Linked DNA regions of Homo sapiens: regions 2 and 3 are each linked to region 1. A link is a contact called in ENCODE Hi-C or POLR2A ChIA-PET data. All regions are on one chromosome and are shown on one strand. The core of a region is the stretch at or near the end of the contact, and the rest is flanking DNA. Distances in the headings are between cores, read along the strand shown.

Region 1 (4,217 bases), core at 403-2,902:
ATATGTCATATATATGTCATATATATGTCAGAGAGAGAGAGAGAGAGAGAGATGGAGTCTCACTCTGTCGCCCAGGCTGGAGTGCACTGGCGCAGTCTCCGCTCACTGCAACCTCCGCCTCCCGGGTTCAAACGATTCTCCTGCCTCAGCCTACCGAGTAGCTGCCACTACAGGCGCGTGCCACCACACCCGGCTAATTTTTGTATTTTTAGTAGAGATGGGGTTTCACTATGTTGGTCAGGCTGGTCTCGAACTCCTGACCTCGTGATCCGCCCGCCTCAGCCTCCCAAAGTGCTGGGATTACAGGCGTCAGCCACCGCGCCCAGCCCATATATTTTTATTCTACTAAACAGAATAGTAGAATAAAATTAGACATGGTAGCTGAAAAGGATGATTTTTTGACTATTTTAAATAGAGATTTTTAAACTTTAAAAACCTCAGAAATTAGGAATTTACAACTTTATTACACAAACGTGCGTTGTTAAAACATTCAAGAGTAACAGTATGCCCTGCATTAACAGGGATAATATATAAGAAAAATAGAGATAGCCACACAAAACTATATATTCTCTGACATTCTTTGACAGAAACTTCAAAAGTAGAGGTGAAAGATACATGGATTTTGGAGCCACTGAAGCCGTGAAATTTCAGTAAAAATTATGTCAAATGTGACTTCAAATTAAATTCGAGAAACATTTATTGAGAACCTGTTCTATGTACAGCACTGTGCTAGGTCCCATAGGGAGAGTAAGTCATTTAGGATTGCACTCTAAAATCTGGGCATATTGGTGCAAAGGGAGGTGAACAGCAGGCGTAGGTGAGTGTCAGAGGACCTGACCCAAGCTGGGACCCTCCTGCAGGTAAAACGGTGGGTAGTGAGAAGCTCTAGGAAGGGGGCGCTTCCGAACACGCGCGTCGAGGAGGGCGTTCCAGGACTCTGAGGGAGCAGCCCAGCTGGACCGAGGCCGCGTCGTTCCTGGGCTTACTATTCCCAGACCCGGACTCCCGATTCCGGAGTCACGGCCCAGGACGCGAAAAGACTCTACACTGGCACCACGCTCCTCCTTAGGCGGGCCGTCAGTCCCGGGTGCGGGCTGCGCTGGAGGCTGAGGTGGGAGCGACATGGTGTGGAGGGGCAAGAAATGTCGGCACTAGACGCGCCAAGAAGGAGATTCTACGAGCAATTCCCCCCTCGGGCCATTGTGTTGCTGTTTATTAGCCCCTGGGAGGGCGTCAGGACAAAAGGAACCCTCCTCCCTTCTTAGTACTTAGGCCCAAGGTCGGGTGTGGGAGCCGGCGCGCTGCTTTCTAGGCAGGCACTGAAGCTACGGCAGCCACGCAAATAGGTATCAGCCGTTAAAGCTTGGCTACAGGCAAGGGGGGGGCAATAGGCCCCTGGCGCTGTGGGGCCCCGCATCCCACAATCCCCGCGGCTAGCCTGTGTGGCTACTGGCGGCAGCTAGCGGGCTGCGAAAGCGAGCCCAGCGTCCTTGACAGCAGCCCACGCGTCGGGGCGGGGCTTGAGCCCGCTGCTTTAAAAGGTCCGCGCGGCCGGCCCCGCCCCTCTGGTGCCGCGATTGGATCCGGCGGGGGTAGCGTTGATTTGATAGGCGCAGAGAGGGTGGGGCTGCGCACGCGAGGCCGGGGGCCTTGCCGCTGCCTCCCGGGCTGGGGCACGAGTGGCTGCGGAGTGTGGGTGGTTGGGCGTGAGGGGCCGACGGGCTCGCGCGCGCGCCGTCTGCTGAGGTCCCTCGGGAAGGAGGAGAGCGCCTGACGCCGACCCGCAGGCGCAGCCCGGCAGTCGGCGGCGCGCCGAGGGCGGAGGTGGTGCGTGCGTGCGTGTGTGTGTGTGTGTGTGTGTGTGTGTGTGTGTGTGTGTGGAGCTCGGGTGCCAAGGGCGAGCCGTCAGTCCCCGGGTGCGAGTCCCTGCTGTCTTCCACACCCTTCCTCCCTCCAGGCTCCTTTCCTACATCCTTCCCGCGCCCCCACGGTTGCGGACCGAGCGAGAACCCCCTTAAGCAGGTGTGGGGGGCGTGCGGGGTGGCACGAGACAAAAGGGGCACGGGGGTAAGCCCGCCATGGCCTCCCGGAGCCTGGGGGGCCTGAGCGGGATCCGCGGCGGTGGCGGCGGAGGCGGCAAGAAAAGCCTGAGCGCCCGCAATGCTGCGGTGGAGAGGAGGAACCTGATCACCGTGTGCAGGTACGGCAGCGCAGGGCGAGGGGAACCAGCCTCCCGCCGGGGCTGAGAGCTCTGGGCTTCCGCGCGGGTCCTTGGGGGTCCCGGGCATGATGGGCTGCCGCCCAGTGCCCCCGCCTATGTTGCGCCAGCCAAATCTGTGAGCGCGCAGCTCCTTGGACAGGGGCCCGGGTCTGGACACCGTCGCAGCCCTGGACTTTGTGTCAGTTCCAGTGCTGAAGGTACTGGAGGGTAGAGCTTGGGGCGGGGCTGGAGGAGGATTTGTTTTGAATGTGCAATCTAGCGTCAGAGTGAAAGAGGAGGGCAAGGAAGAAGAGCTCTTTCATTTAATGCCCATTCAGCTGTCAGCGAGCTTTGGATAAAGTGGTAGTTACTGTGATTGTTTACTGTGTTGCCCCCAAATCAGAGTGCATTTCGTTGTTTTGGCTTGTTTACATTATCTTCAGCCATTTCATTTCACACGTTAGTTGAGTGCCTACTACATGCCAGCCATTGTGTATGTGAGCGTGTGTGTACTATCCACTTTTCAGCTACAGTGCTAGTGCTGGTTCTGCAGTTGTTATTAAGAGTGGGACTGTGGAGGATACCTAGTCTTTATGTCAATGATTTATTTTAAGGCCTGCCTTTCCTTAATGCTTTATAACTGTAAATGTAGTATTTCCTTCAGAAAAATATAGAAACAATAAAAGAATAATTACTATTGGGCCGGGCGCGGTGGCTTACACCTGTAATCCTAGCACTTTGGGAGGCTGAGGCGGGCGGATCACGAGGTCGGAGTTCGAGACCAGCCTGGCCAACATAGTGAAACCTCGTCTCTACTAAAAATACAAAAAATTAGCCGGGCGTGGTGGCGGGCTCCTGTAATCCCAGCTACTCGGGAGGGTGAGGCAGGAGAATCGATTGAACCTGGGAGGCGGTTGCAATGAGCTGAGATAACGTCATTGCACTCCAGCCGGGACCACAGGGGGAGACTTCGTCAAAAAAAAAAAAAAAGAACTATTTATAGTAAGCCTAGTATTCAGAGATAACTGGTTTTTAACATGCTGATATATTTTCTTTAAGTCTTATATCTGAGTATTAAGAAAAATTGAAACCCTAAGCATCAATTTCTTAGGAACTTCTCTGAGCCATTAAGTTGTTTTAAAATTACTTTCCTCCATCAGACTCCTAATCATCACCTAGTGATATTCCTCTTAAGAATCAGATGATGATGAAACTTTTTCTTCCTTTGCAATTTCTCTGTATTTTTCCGTTATTTTTCTTGTGTAAAAATGTGTCTAGCATCTTAAGTGGAATACAGATAATTATTCCAGGACTTAAATGCAATAACTCACAGTGACTTTTTAAAAAATACTTGAATTATTACAAATGTTTATCTAGCAAGAAGACCTTCTTCATTGACTGTATTTGTATAATGTAATTATTACAGCACTTTGAGTTGTAAATGGTAAAGTAATATGGTATCCGTTTAATTTGCCGTTTGTGCTGTCTAGGATGTAACTTTTTGAGACAAATAGGCTGTTAGGTGTTTTAAAATATAGGTAAATATCTTTAAAGTAGGTAAATGGAACCATAAGCAAGGCTGATTTTCTTAACCATAATATACAGACATCAAAAATTGCTTTAAAAATAAGGGTAGTTTCAACATATACAGTGCTTCTTGGGGGGTAACATATTTAATAAAAGCTCTATCAGCTTTTGTTAAACTTCACAAGGGCAGTGATTCTATCTGCTTTTTGCTTAGTCTTTTTTTTTTTTTCTTTCAAATTCTCAGTATAGCATCTAACACTCAAAAAATATTTATTGAATGAATAATTTCAGTGATGGGTACTGTTCCTTTTGCTTCTCCATTTTTGTCTTGGCTGGCTTTAGGTCATGTAATGATCATGTGTGCCCTTATCAGAGACAGTTGAAAAGAAAAGGATTTGTATTTCAACCTTATTTAAACTAAATTTTAAATTATCTTTAAGAAATTTTAGGAACGTCACACTGATTTCTGGGGACAGCTCTCTGTATTAGT
Region 2 (3,798 bases), core at 677-3,176, 570 kb before region 1:
TCATCTAAAAGATTAGTCTAGTTGTAGAGACCAAAGGCATCACTTCTATTGACCCTGACCTTCGCCTACTTCAAGCAGATTTTCATTACTAAGAATCGATGTTATCAGAAGCTTAAGACTTTTCAGTTTAGAAAAATATATTCTGCATATTAGAAGTTGGGGGCTGGAGGATAAAGTTTATCTTGTCACAACTGTTCAATCTGAGATGTCCAAGAAGCAGCTTTCTGTGGAAACCTGGAATAATGGATTATTCCCAGGTGATATGTAAAGTTGTAGAATATAGATTAAGCTCATTATACTAAAAAGCCCTAAAATTAAACACAGCTGTTTGTTGAGCTCTTGCCCTGATTTCCCCAATTACAACATTGCTGTGTGTTCGCACACAAGCCTTTGATCCGATTCTCTTTCATTTCAGTCTGTCCTGGGACCTGTACTGTAGGAGAGAAAGACGAAAATCCATAGATGATGGATGATGTGTAGAACACAGATACTCTGTAATTCAAGTCTCGGTAAAATTCAGAAGTTAGAGCAACATACACAAACAAGAGGGTCTGGCCTTTCTTCCCAGAGGGGCTATTGGCTAACCTATTTTTGCTACATTAATTAAAACGACCCATCGCCCTGATTCCTAACAATCTTCCTAAAAACAGTATCTATTCCATATATCCTCCCAACACAATCAAAGTAGGTCAGAAATGTTGCTTCCTTCCCCTCATTGATTTTCATTAAGAGGATGCACTTTCTGAACACTAAATGGAAAGATAAACACCCAATACAAGAACCAATGACACCCCCTGTAAATTTTTGGCACACTGTCTCGTTCTTCTAAAAGCCAGATAAAAATCTCATCTCCCATAGTTTATCCTTTTTGGCTGTAAAACAACAATGATTACAAGCTATAAAATACACCGCGGCAATACTTCAGCCAGGTGATAAAGCACCTCCCAAAAGAAGCATATTCACTGTCTTTTCTAATTTTCTCCATCATCAACCTGCATCTTCTCTACCAAGTACATACTCCTTTTTTTTCCCCCCCAAATTCAAATCCACATTTTGTCAGAAGGATGCTAAGTGACACCATACATTGGCTTAGCAAACCCACAGGGCCTTAATCAGGAAGCTGAGGGCAGGGGAGTAGGACGAAGGCGTTTGCAGAGACAGGGGAGTGGAGACAGGGGGAGGAGGAGCGGGAAATCCTCTGGTGTCTGTGTCTGGCTCTCTGGAAAAGCTGTGATGAGATGGTTCTTCAAATCCCACTGGTGGGGCTTCCCCAGTCTCCTCCCCTTCCTGAAATCTTTCCCTCGACCCCAGGTCCTCAAACCTGGCTGTCCAAAAAGGACGCCGCAAAGTCCTGCAGAGCCCCCAAAAGACACAAGCGCGGACAGAAAAGCATCCCCCGAGAGACAGCGAAGCCACACACCCTCTCCGGGCCAGCTACCAGGGCGGGCAACTTCACCCCTCGAAGCAAACGAAAGCCCCTGTTCTCCAAGCAAAGGAAAAGGGGATGGCAAACAGAAATAAACAGGAACCGCTCTCAGCCTTCATCTTCCGCGCCCTCCCCCAGCAAACTCCAGGTAGAGGACCAGGTGCTGCTCACCTCCTGGCAAGGAGGAAGCGGGCGGCTGGAGGAGGAGGGCAGGTCCCCAGCCCAGGCCGCCTGGCAGCCGGCGAGCGCCCAGCAGCAAATCCAGGCGGGGCTCCAGGGCGGCGAGCGCCCGCGGCGGGGAGCCTCCGCCGGCCGCCCCCAGCCCCTGCCCCGTACCGGCCCCCGGGCGCGGAACAGCATCTTCGTCCGGCCGCGGTCGGCGGGCCGGCGGCAAGGCAGCCTTCCCGGGGTGCGGCGGCAGCTCCGGCTCCCGGGCCGCGACTGCTGTGCGCTCGTCTCGCCGCTCCGTCACCCGCTGCCCGTCCGCCCGCTGACAGCTCTGCTGCGCTCGCGGCCCGGGCAGCCAGCGCCGATGCTCCCGTCACGCCGGAGGGAGGGACCGCGGGGCGCGGGCGCGGCGCGGGGGCGGGACGCGGGGCGGGGACGCTGGAGCTGGGGAGCAGGTGGCGCGGGCGGGGGCTGCGGCCCAGCCCGGCGGGTCCCCAGGGGCTGCGCGGCGCTCGCCTCGCGCTAGAGGGCGAGAGAGGCTGGGGACCCCGTGGAGTAGCCTGTCTCAGGTCCCCGTGGCCCACTGGGAGGGGCGCTCCCGGGATGAAGCCAGAGTAAATACAGGACATCAGGACATTGTTTTCTGGCGGTGGGTCTTTAAAAAGCTCGCCACTTTCCTCATTGCACACAAACACGCAGATGTGCCCTCGGAACATCCCTTGTAAGGATCCATGCTGGCTAGCGTCAGATCGAATTTCTAGTTAGGGTGTGCATGAAATGGCGGGGAAGAAAGAGGACTGAGGTGTAGACGTGGTGTGTGACTCAGTTTTCTCACCTATTTAATGAAAATAATACCCACCACGTAGGATTATTATGAGGATTAAGTAAGTTGATGTACATAAAGCACTTGGAAGAGTGCCTGGCACACAGTAGGTGACATGTGTTGGTAGTAGTAGCCATAATTATTGCTGCTATTGGTGTTATTTTGTGGAGATGTGTAACATTGGGCATTAAGCCCTGTGTTTTCTGGAGGAAACAGTTTCTCCATCTGTGCGATGATTGAGGTGCTCTTCGTTTTTTCTTTCATTCAAAAACATACTGAACTAGGTGATGGTGAACAAGATGGACATAAGGCCTTCCTCAGTGGCAAGGATCTCAAGATCCCTTCTTGATCTCAGATTCTGTAAATGGGTGAGTTATTGTGTTTTTCAAAAGAAGCATCCAAATTTCTGATTATTGAATATCTGGACAAATCCACGTGGCCCACTCATTATAAGTTGGCCTGTGGCACATTTGTTTGTGGCATTATCTCTAATATCCTTTTAACAAAATTTCCACATGAAAGTCTCTGTATATGTGTGTTTGTGTGTATGTATACACATATAGATTTGTGTATCACACCTATATTCTGATTATAACAATATATGTTATTTGTAAACATTTTGGAAAATATTGAAAAGTATCAGGAAGAATATAAAAATAACTAGAGATCCTACCACCCAGAGATAACATTGTTAATGGTATTAACATGTTGAGGAATTTCCTTGCTTTTTTTTTTTTAACTCTGTGTGTACTGCAAAACTGGAATAATAATTTGTAACCTGCTTTTATTTTTATTCTTAATAACATAAATATTTTCTCAAGTCATTAAAGTCTCCAACAACACAACTTTAATAATTGTAAAATATTTTCTACTCTTTAGATACATGTAATTTACTATTAGATATTAGGCATTGTTTAAGGATTCAGTGTTATTAATAATTCTGGAAAGAATGCCCTTGGAACATAATCTGTGTGCATCTTTAAATATTTTATGATAACTTTCTAGAAGTGAAAACATTGGATCACATGATATGTGTATTTTTAAAGTTTTTGACGAATAGTGTACAAATTCCTTCCAAAAAATTTGTAGCAATTGTTACCAGCAGTTTATGAGTATTTATTTCACATCACCCTAGATTATAATACTTCAGATATTTATCATTTTGGTAGAAGAGACAAAAGCTATTATTTTTAAAATGTATTTTTATCATTGGTGACATCGAGTGATTTTTTATATATATCTACTAGCTATTTGCATTTTTCCTTCTCATGTCAGGGTGTGAGAATTTTTCACTGGCACACTTTAGCCATTTTATTGAAGTTCCATTTTTTATTGATTCGTTAGCAATCTTCATAAGCTTTGTGTATGTTTATCATATATC
Region 3 (3,952 bases), core at 725-3,224, 590 kb after region 1:
AATTATAACTATAAATTATAATTAAAATTATTAATTCAACATTTTGAAATTATTTAAATTAAATAATGTTAATTTTAATAATTTCCAAAGAATCTCTGCTGTAATTTACCTTTACTCTTTTTCTTCTCTTCTGTTCATTCTACTAGAATGCCTCAAACATCTTTTCTTCTCACAGAAACATACAATATAATGGACCTAGAAGGAAAGCCCTACCTCCAGCTGTTTCTCTCAACCTTATCACAGACGAACAACTAAATTCAGGGAAAAAAGAGAAGCTGAATTACAATCTTACTGACTGGAACACAACTTCTCTCACCAACTCCACCTCTAGGTATGACTGCTTCCTTTTAAACTGGTTAAGAAGGGCCCATAGGCTCTGAGCTGGAGTATCCCACCTGCTCATCCAATTCGGACCTGTGCTTTTTGGTTTGGAAGTTGGGTTTAAAAGACTAATGGCCATATAATATCTGCATTACAAAACACTGACACCTCATAGGCAGGATGGTTCTGTGGTTCAGTACGGCCACCAGAGAGTAGGCAAATGGATTCAATCACATAGGCCCCATGATTCAGGAAATGCTTTCTCTTTAATGCATTGATCTAAGGCCATCACTAAATGTGGCTTTCTCAATGAAATTTTAAAAGGACTGCTCTCTAACAATATACAACCCATTTTGTTAGTCAGATTCTAAAATCTGCCACACCTCATCTACTGAAAGGATGTAGAATAACAGGCCATGCTGTGATCTCACTGCACTTTGATAAACCCTGCTAATAGGCAGGCCTACCTTGTTTACCAGCTCAATTGCGTAACAATTAACAATTTAAATGTACTGCCTACACAGTAAAGAATAACATCCCCTAATCCAAAAAGTGCTTATTTTGTTTAGGACTAGATTAAATAACAGGAACTTGAAAGGTTCTTCGTTTGTATTAATTCCTCTAATTAGGAAAGAGTAATAGGATACTAAAGTCACATAAAACAAAGGATAATGAAAACAAATGCAAAGAGTTCAAAGACAGCCATCTAATACATGCCATGTCAAATAGTTTTTAAAAAAAGGCCACTATAAATTCACAGCTGTGAATTCTAGTTTGAACATTTTAATCCACAGCTAACCATGAAATTGGGTCTTCAATTTGATGTTTTGTCTCAATTAACAACTGGCAAAGAAGTTGGTAATGTATTTGAACTAAGACATTATTCTCTACCCTGGAAATCTATCATGTTCAAGATCTAATTTCAAGAGGAACCACTTCATATGTGTTGGATGATGAGAAGCCCCCAGTTGGGATGCAGCAATTTTTTGGATTTTCTGAGACAGGCTGTCACCCAGGCTGGAGTGCAGTGGCACAATCTTGGCTCACTGCAACCTCCGCCTCCTGGGCTTGTATAATCCTCCCACCTCAGCCTCCTGAGTAGCTGGGACCACAGGTGCATGCCACCATGCCTGGCTAATTTTTAAATTTTTTGCAGAGACAAGGTTTCACTATGTTGCCCAGGCTAGTCTTGAACTCCCGGGCTCAAGCAATCCTCCCACCTCAGTCTCCTAAAGTGCTGGGATTACAGGTGTGAGCCACTGTGCCCTGCCAGGGATGGAGCATCTTTGCAGTATTTCATTACTCTCAGCTCATGGCAGAGTGTTCAAAAGGCAGGGGTAGGGTAAGGGCTGAATTATGGAGCAGCAGGTCCAGTAAGTAGAAAGGCCACTTCCCACTTAGCCTGAATACATTCTATGAAGTGGAAGAGGAAAGACCTGAGGGATGTCATGGCAACCACTTATGTTAGCAGGAGCATGCCCAAAGCTCAGAGACCAGGAGTGCAGGATAGGCCACTCAGGGACCAGGGGTGCAGGGCAGCAACTCAAAGCCCTAAGTGCCACCAGGTCAGGGCAGAGTAGGCTCTTGGCAAATAACAGTAAATATCAGTTCCTAATGTCAGTTAATGACCCCTGACCTGGCAGATTCCATTTCAGCACCCTACCTTGTCCTCTGTGAAGGAGGCCACCCAAACTGTCTCACTGGTTCTAGGTACACAAAACCCAAATCTGAGAAATCCACTAGATTGGCAGGTAGGATGGAATAATTTATTATTATTATTATTTTAAAGACAAGGTCTTGCTCTGTTGCTCAGGCTGGAGTGCAGTGGTACAATCATAGATTACTGCAGCCAAAAACTCTTGGCTTCAAGCGATCCTCCTGCCTGGGCCTCTGAAGTACTGGGATTACAGGTGTGAGCCACTGTGCCCAGCCTGGAGTGATTTAAAAACTGTTTTCAAATCAACATTTTGAAATAGTACTGTATTTTAGCTTTCGGAATTCTAAACTTTGCTAGATCCGACAAGCTCAGTTTTCTTGAAGGCTGTAATCACAAGTAACAGCTAAGATAGGAAACACAAGAGTATATTTAGACAAACTTTGGGACTGTCAACTTACGTTTGTATCCTCCAGCAATGCCAGACTGTGTCAGACATCTCTGCAATTCATCAGCATCTATCTGCCCATCCTTTTGAAAAAAAATTAGAGGAATCATAATAGTGATTTGTACTTTCAAGTTGTTTACCTTCAGCATTCAATGAAGCAATAACAACAAAGAAAATCAGTATCTTTTTTTTATTTAAAAGGAATGCCTTTTTTTTATTAAAAGGAATGCCTTCCAAAAGTGGGCATTCTTTTCCTTAACCCACTTCCAAAAGTAATTTAATGATGAAAGAAAGAGTCTGTCTTGGCAACTACTCTTCTCTCAATCTGAGCTAGCAAACTGCTACAGCTAAACATTTTAAAATATTTTTTTTTGATGGGGGTGGAGAGAGCAAGGTACAAAGCAGACATCAATAAATAGAAGGCTTGGTTCAAACAGAAAAAGGCCTCCTTGGTCACTTTTTCTTATGATATAGTGAATCATTTTTTTCAGAGCACAAATACATCTGGAAGATTCACATTAGGTTCCCAGTGCCCATTCACTGGCTGAACTGGGAAAGAACTAGATATATGTGATTTTTAGGGACTTTAAAATAAAATACCTAAATCTTCAAGTCACTGGGTATTATAAGTTATAAATGAGGAGCAAGATCAGCAATTTGAAAGACAATGGGTATGCTGAATACAGGCCAGGGCTGCTGAAAGCTAAGCAGGTGGAGTCACTTACATGCTGGAGGCACTGGCAATCTAAGAATGCTAGTCTTGAGGTTTGCCATGCCTTGTGGTTTCAAAGATACAGATCATTAACAGTTTAAGTAGATACTTAAGGGGAAGGTCTTCCAGTTTTAGACTATATTTTCCATTCAATTTCTTAAGCTGTATTTCTTAGAGTACTACCTTAAAAGTGGTCTTAGGTTTTTTATCCCATAATATTCTACAGTTTTCACATTAAGATTTTGCTATTTCTAGCTTTTGGTCAAAACAAAACTAGGTTGAATTCATAAGAACAAACATCTCCTCTGGACGTGTCTGGGTTATACCAACAGTATATTTACTGCACACAGTGACCTCATGAACTAGGGAAGTGTCCTCTCTCAATGTAAGATAGCACCTGTCAATGTAAGATAGCACCTGTCATACAACTCAGAATGCAGACAAGTGAAAGGTCTTGGGGAGCTGACCTTAATTGCTTCTCTGGGTCAACAGGCCAGAACACCTAATAAGGACATGGAGGGGCTGACCTAGTAACAGCATCTGCATCAAAGAGAAACTACACTGTTCACAAGATTAACTTTCTGATACTAAGAAGGGAACAGTAACTTCCTTATTTAGAAGCTGGTGGGTTTTTACCATATTTCCTAAGGGGGTGAATGATTAGCAATCAAGTTCAACCCAAAGAAAGTGCCCATTAGAATCGAGCTATGTAATTACTAATATATGTCTTTAAGTTGTACAAACAAGCGTTTATATTTACCAGATCTTGAATTTTTTCGCTTGAAACCATCCTGGACCCTTTAATTCAACCACAAGT

The links. A loop is a pair of places that touch in the nucleus more often than their neighbours do. ChIA-PET counts read pairs that join two places held with the same protein, here RNA polymerase II (POLR2A). Pooled maps may share reads with other maps.
Region 2: a pooled map shows a loop between it and region 1 (8-fold over the local background). The contact joins the promoter of ELAPOR2 here to the promoter of RUNDC3B in region 1. A Hi-C loop is called at or near these places in 7 of 50 pooled maps.
Region 3: a map of endothelial cell of umbilical vein shows a loop between it and region 1 (5-fold over the local background). The contact joins the promoter of SRI-AS1 here to the promoter of RUNDC3B in region 1. A Hi-C loop is called at or near these places in 5 of 168 maps with a recorded cell type or tissue (CD4-positive, alpha-beta memory T cell, CD8-positive, alpha-beta T cell, endothelial cell of umbilical vein and 1 more), 9 of 37 single-sample maps with no recorded cell type and 15 of 50 pooled maps. POLR2A ChIA-PET finds 5 or more read pairs at or near these places in 1 of 52 experiments (CD4-positive, alpha-beta T cell).

Annotation. Positions count from the first base shown.
Region 1 is chr7:87,626,746-87,630,962 of GRCh38, forward strand. It overlaps RUNDC3B (RUN domain containing 3B), which reads left to right and starts at 1,653. Exons shown (of 11, transcript NM_001134405.2): 1 at 1,653-2,200. The coding sequence starts at 2,079. It also overlaps a transcript of ABCB1 not described here. RefSeq lists an enhancer at 1,408-1,702 and silencers at 1,568-1,797, 1,848-1,897.
Region 2 is chr7:87,057,728-87,061,525 of GRCh38, forward strand. ELAPOR2 (endosome-lysosome associated apoptosis and autophagy regulator family member 2) reads right to left here and starts at 1,927. Exons shown (of 22, transcript NM_001142749.3): 1 at 1,598-1,927. The coding sequence starts at 1,786. RefSeq lists an enhancer at 889-1,389 and silencers at 1,655-1,724, 1,815-2,204.
Region 3 is chr7:88,214,686-88,218,637 of GRCh38, forward strand. It overlaps SRI-AS1 (SRI antisense RNA 1), which reads left to right and starts at 1,975. Exons shown (of 3, transcript NR_120517.1): 1 at 1,975-2,072. It overlaps SRI (sorcin), which reads right to left. Exons shown (of 8, transcript NM_003130.4): 3 at 2,437-2,506. LOC124901691 (a long non-coding RNA gene) reads right to left here and starts at 1,899. Exons shown (of 2, transcript XR_007060419.1): 1 at 1,758-1,899; 2 at 1-251.